2 separate regions of the Homo sapiens genome follow, and region 1 is linked to region 2. A link is an interaction called in ENCODE POLR2A ChIA-PET data of the cell type or tissue named here. Cell type or tissue: GM12878. All regions are shown on one strand. Links, peaks and the distances in the headings refer to the core of each region. The heading gives the core; the rest is flanking DNA. Region 1 overlaps KIAA1549. Region 2 overlaps ZC3HAV1 (zinc finger CCCH-type containing, antiviral 1).

Region 1 (2,914 bases), core at 241-2,740, 190 kb after region 2:
TCCTCATTATCAAAAATAAAAGACATGGGGAAAAATCACCCATCATGTGAAGATTCAGTCTCTGTTAATATTTTTAAGTGTTTCTTTTCTGTCTTTTTTTTTGTGCATTTGAATTTCTTTTTTTTTTTTTTCACAGTTCTGATTAGTTTTTAAGAAAATTATTGTGGTTGAATATACATGGCCTAAAATTTGCCATGTAACCATTTATACATGTACTCTTCAACTGTTTTTAAAGTAGGAACTAGCGCCGGGCCCGGTGGCTCCTGCCTGTAATCCCAGCACTTTGGGAGGCCGAGGCAGGTGGATCACTTGAGGTCAGGAGTTCAAGACCAACTTGGACAATATCGTGAAACCTTGTCTCTACTAAAAGTATTAATACAAAAGTTAGCTAGGCATGGTGGCATGCTCCTGTAATTCCAGCTACTCAGGAGGCTGAGGCAGGAGAATCACTATCCAGCCTAGGCGAGAGAGTGAGACTCCGTCTCAAAAAAATAAAAAATAAATTAAAAAAATAAATAAAGTAGGAACTAATTCCCTGCAAGCAACAGGTTTTTTCTTCTCATGTGTCTTCAACTTCGTTTTCTTTCCACATCAGAACTGAAAAGTCAGAAGTGTGGTCACTGTTAACTGGTACCTGCCTGCACGTACTGGTCTTCTGTTTTCTCTGTAGTACGACATTGCCTTGGCAGCTGAATTTGTATCACTCCAGCGAGCTCCCTGCCAGATGGTAGCAATAGTTCAGAGCCGCTATAAATGTGTTTTCTGAGAGTTCTGTGAATGGCTTATTGACTACTGAGCAACTTCAGGCTCCTTCTGTCCTATATTCTTTCTGAATGAAGATTTTGAACCACAGACAAAACAGTGCAGTTTTTCACACAGTATCATAATGATTTCCTCACGTCTCTTCTTAGGGTACTTGTAATTTTTAATGAAGTTAGAGGATACAGTATATAGCCCAGACTATTTAAGCTCAGAGAGTGAAATTGTAAACACTCTGCTACTGCAGTGGGGATGTATTTTTGGTCAGAGGCCCATCCAAAGATTCTTTAAAGAATAATTCACAATTTTGATTAGTTGCTGTTTCTTTAGATGACTTCGTGTATGTGTTTTGCTTTTCCTTCTGTTCCAGGGCCACCACTGCCCAGTTCGGGAAATGAGCAGCACTCATCAGCCTCCATCTTCGAGCACGTGGACAGGATCTCCCGCCCCCCGGAGGCTAGCCGGCGGGTCCCCAGTAAGATCCAGCTTATCGCCATGCAGCCGATCCCGGCACCTCCCGTCCAGCGCCCCTCCCCAGCCGACCGAGTGGCGGAAAGCAATAAAATCAACAAAGAGGTATTTGCTTTTATTTAAAAGTCTGTTACTTAAAAAACTCGGCTAAGCCCGGTGGCTTATGCCTGTAATCCCAGCACTTGGGGGGGCCAAGGCAGGCAGATCGCCTGAGGTCGGGAGTTTGAGACCAGCCTGGCCAACATGGTGAAACGCCATCTCTACTAAAAATACAAAATTAGCTGGGCGTGGTGGCGGGTTCCTGTAATCCCAGCTGCTCAGGAGGCTGAGGCAGGAGAATCACTTGAACCCGGGAGGGGGAGTTTGCACTGAGCCGGGATCTCGCCACTGCACTCCAGCCTGGTTGACAGAGTGAGACTCCATCTCAAAACAAAAACAAAAACAAAAAAAACTCACACACTTATTGGGTCTGTGTTTGAAAATGAGTGCAAGGTACAGTGTCAACTAGTTACTGAAGGCATAAGCTGCTGACAAGGATTCTTAATGTAAAACATCACGCTTGTTGGAGATCAGATACTGTGCATGGACACTCTGGGGCGCATTGGCAGACATGCAGAAAAGTGTTAGTGCGGCCGACCAGGGGCTGCCCTCCTCAGAAAGAGCCACTTCAGCTTCTGATCCTCCTCACGCTTCAACGCAGTTCAGGTTTCCGTCTTTGGGGATACCACTCTGGGGGCAGGGGGTCTCATGTCAGGTAACTTGTTTTGGTGACACTAGGTAATTATCCTCTTTATATCTGTCAGTCCTATTTATTAAAGATCTCTAAAGGAGGAAAATATTCTTTTCTGGTTATCAGATGTCTCTTTAAAGTTGTCATTGGCCGATTTCCAAGGTTCGAGTGACTTTTTTTCCCTGCTTTGGGGGATGGTGACAAGACTCCAGTGCACCACACAGTGCTTGAGGGTAAAGCTCGTGGGATGGCAGGGTCTCTGCTCCTCCCTGGTCTGTGCCTGTCGCTCTCTCGGTGACTCCGTGGAGCTTACAGACAGCAAGTTAAGTGTGGGCCAGAGGAGAGGAGCATAGCAGGAAGGCGCTCCTAGAAGGCTTTGCTGGCTGGGCATGGTGGCTCACACCTGTAATCCCAGCACTTTGGGAGCTTGATGTGGGCGTATCATTTCAGGTCAGGAGTTCGAGACCAGCCTGGCCAACATAGAGAAACCCCATCTCTACTAAAAGTACAAAAAATGAACTGGGCATGATGGTGCGTGTCTGTAATCCCAGCTACTCGGCAGGCTGAGACAGGAGAATCACTTGAACCCGGGAAGTGGAGGTTGCAGCGAGCTGAGATCATGCCATTGCACTCCAGCCTGGGCAACAGAGTGAGACTCTGTCTCAAATAAATAAATAAACATAAAAATAAATAAAGACTTTGCGAAGTGTGTGTCCCAGAAGCTTCCCGGGACCTCTATGGCTGTCTTTCTCTCCCTCACCCTTCCTCAGATTCAGACCGCGCTGCGGCACAAGTCTGAGATCGAGCACCATCGCAACAAGATCCGCCTGCGCGCCAAGCGCCGCGGGCACTACGAGTTCCCGGTGGTAGACGACCTGTCCTCGGGCGACACTAAGGAGCGACACCGGGTGTACCGCAGGGCACAGATGCAGATCGACAAGATCCTGGACCCCA
Region 2 (2,914 bases), core at 322-2,821:
CAGGAGGAGGAAGAACTAAGGCTAAGGCTGGAAGGTACAGACCAGCTTGAAGTTTCACAGAACAGGTAGATGGTCTGTAAGAGATGAGAGCAGTGATAGAAACTTGGATATTTTATTAGGCGGAGGTCCCGGGAAGATTTTGAGCAGTGTTGTGGCATGATCTGATTTGCTTTGTGTGTGTGTGTGTGTGTGTGTGGTTTATGTTTGTTTCATATTTTAAGAGTGCAGTTGGATGAGTATTGACAAATGCGTGTAACCACCACCCTAAGCAGGATATAGAACATTTCCATCAATCCCGAAAGTTTCCTTATGTCTCTTTGCAATCAGTTTCCCCAGCAACACCACATACACCTCACTTTATCCCCATCACAGGCTATTGCTGATTTGCTTTCTGTCCCTGTTTTACCTGTTCTAGAATTTGATATTAATAAACGCTTGCAGTAGGCACATTGCATGTGGCTGACTTCTTTCACTCTGGAATAATGTTTTTTAGACTCAACCGCGTTGTTGCATGTATAGTAGTTGTTCCTCTTTTATCACTGAGGAATAAGTAATAAGTTATTGTAAGGCTATTCCATAGTTTATTTGTTTACCAGCTGATGGACACTTAGGTTATTTCTCCTTTTTGGTTATCATAATAACGCTGCTGTGAGCATTCACGTGCACATCTTTGTGTGGATACAGGTTTTCATTTCTCTTGGGTAAATACCCAGAAATGGGATTGCTAAATCACATAGGAGTGCATATTTAACTGTATAAGAAACCACCAAACTGTTTTCCAACGTGGTGGTTTCATTTTACACTCTCACTAGCAATGTATTATGACTTACTTTCTGAAGGGTTCACTCTGGTTACAGTTTGGACTGAGGTTTACGGCATGAATTGAAAATGATATTTCACACTTGATGTAGAAAAGAACCCTTCAAGACAGCTACCAGATTCCAACCCGTAATCACTGATGTCTGGTGTAGGGAAGCTTGAAAGGATGGTGTCTTGTTATTTGGCTGCCCCAGCTCTCCTCTTTTACCATCCAACTTGGATTTAAAGATGAGATTAATTCCTGAATATTCATTCACTCCTTTGCTTTGAGCCTTCTACTAATGGCAGTGAAGGATACAAGTCTTTTACTGTGAGCAATTCTCATCCCAAAGGATTTTCTCTATTCGTATACATACAGGTCAGTCTTGAATATTTGCCGTGTAAATAGCCTCTGCAAAATAACAAGAAGTCATTTTCTAGGGCTGATCTTGATTCTCACTGCTTTTATTTTTTTTTCTGTCCAAAGGGATGATTCAGACAAACATAGCTTCCAAAACTCAAAAGGATGTCATCAGAAGACCAACATTTGTGCCTCAGTGGTATGTGCAGCAGATGAAGAGAGGGCCAGAGTAAGTGTTCTGAAGCAGCTGTTTGCTGACAGATGCTTGAGATGTTCATGCCCTGGGCTCATCAAGTCACTCGTGAATCTGGAGCCTGTTTTCCTGAAAAGTTCCTGTTTGCATTACTCTGCAGTTTCCATTTGCATTATCGATGAGTAAGATGCTTGTTAAGCAGCATGGTGTGACTGAAAGGATACTAGATCGGAAAATGAATTTTCTTTCTGAAAGGGAAGTCTGAGCGAGTCTCCTAAATACTCTGGGCTTTAGCTTCTCCAGCTGTGAAGAGCTGGATTGATGCAGTACACCTAAGGAATAATCATATATACTGGGTTTTTGTTTTGCTGTGGATTCTTTTTTTTTTTTTTTTTTTTAGAGGGGGTCTCACTTTGTTGCCCAGGCTGGTCTTGAACTCCTGAGCTCAAGTGATCCTCCTACCTCAGTCTCCCAAAGTGCTGGGATTACAGGCATGAGCCACCGTGCCTGGCTTTGCTGTGGATTCTTTTGGGTGTCTTTTGTTTTCCTACACGATTTATAGAGGATGAGGGGCGGAGAAAGAGATAGAAAAAAGGGATGAGCTAGCTGTTAGAGCAAGGGTTTTGGTGAGAGATAATATTGATTGAAGGGATTTTAAAGGAAATGTTGCTGTGGGGGATTCATTGTAACTCTCCTTGTGAACTGCTCAGTAAACTCTACATTGTTCATGAACATTTTTGGAGTTGGATATTTTTTTTCTGGGTGATGTGTGATTACATAAAACAGGCTTCAAGAGAAGTATAAAATCAAGGTGTTCTAACTAGGTTCTTTTGGTTGTAAGAATTCAAGCTATTTGATGAAAAAGGAAGTTACTAAAAAGATAAATAACTATGAAGTCATATGGAAAACAACTCGCAAGAATCTAAGAATGGAAACTGAGCTATATCAGGGCCTCAGGAAGGGGAGTTGCTTCCTATTCTGCTTTAGAACTGCAGCAGCCTAGAGTCAAAGATTCTTTCTTGGGACCAGGTTAACAGCCTGGATGCTGGATCTAGCTCACCTAGGTTCAAATTCCACCTTGCCACCCATTAGCTGTGTGGATTTGGACAAATGAATCACTCTGTATATCCTCATCTGTAAAATGGGCTTAATAATAATACCTTCCTCACGGTTGCTTGGGTAACACATTCCGAACACTGATCAGGTGTTCAGAAAATGTTAACTGCTCTGGTTATTATTATTTTTATTCCCCTGCTATTAATAGACTTAGTAACTATATATATAATTAAGTTGACTTAATTCTAATTCATAATTCCAACCTGCATATCTCTTCAGCCTTATCTTCTGCCACTAACTGCCTAATTTTCTCTGAATTTCTCAAGTTGATTTCCCAAGAATTAGAATCTGATTGGTGTAGCTATCTAAAGTCCCTTTCAGTAAATTTTTTTTTTTTTTTTGACAGAGTCTTACTCTGTCACCCAGGTTGGAGTGTAGTGGCACAATTTCGGCTCACTGCAACCTCTGCCTCCCTGGTTGAAGTGATTCTCCTGCCTCAGCCTCCT

The links. ChIA-PET counts read pairs that join two places held together with the same protein. Peaks named below come from ENCODE experiments on the same cell type or tissue, not always from the same donor. Only the 100,000 strongest peaks of a DNase experiment are listed, where the experiment ranks them.
Region 1: POLR2A ChIA-PET joins it to region 2 with 10 read pairs; 9 of 35 experiments call an interaction of 5 or more read pairs at or near these places.

The regions. Positions count from the first base shown.
Region 1 is chr7:138,869,578-138,872,491 of GRCh38, reverse strand. KIAA1549 reads left to right here. Exons shown (of 20, transcript NM_001164665.2): 13 at 1,130-1,335; 14 at 2,731-2,914. Among named protein-coding and RNA genes, the nearest start is that of ATP6V0A4, 73 kb to the right of the region's middle. In GM12878, for the core only: no CTCF peak of the experiment used is centred there; no DNase peak of the experiment used is centred there.
Region 2 is chr7:139,059,510-139,062,423 of GRCh38, reverse strand. It overlaps ZC3HAV1 (zinc finger CCCH-type containing, antiviral 1), which reads left to right. Exons shown (of 13, transcript NM_020119.4): 9 at 1,286-1,388. Among named protein-coding and RNA genes, the nearest start is that of MIR10399, 17 kb to the right of the region's middle. In GM12878, for the core only: no CTCF peak of the experiment used is centred there; no DNase peak of the experiment used is centred there; H3K27ac peaks cover 233 bases.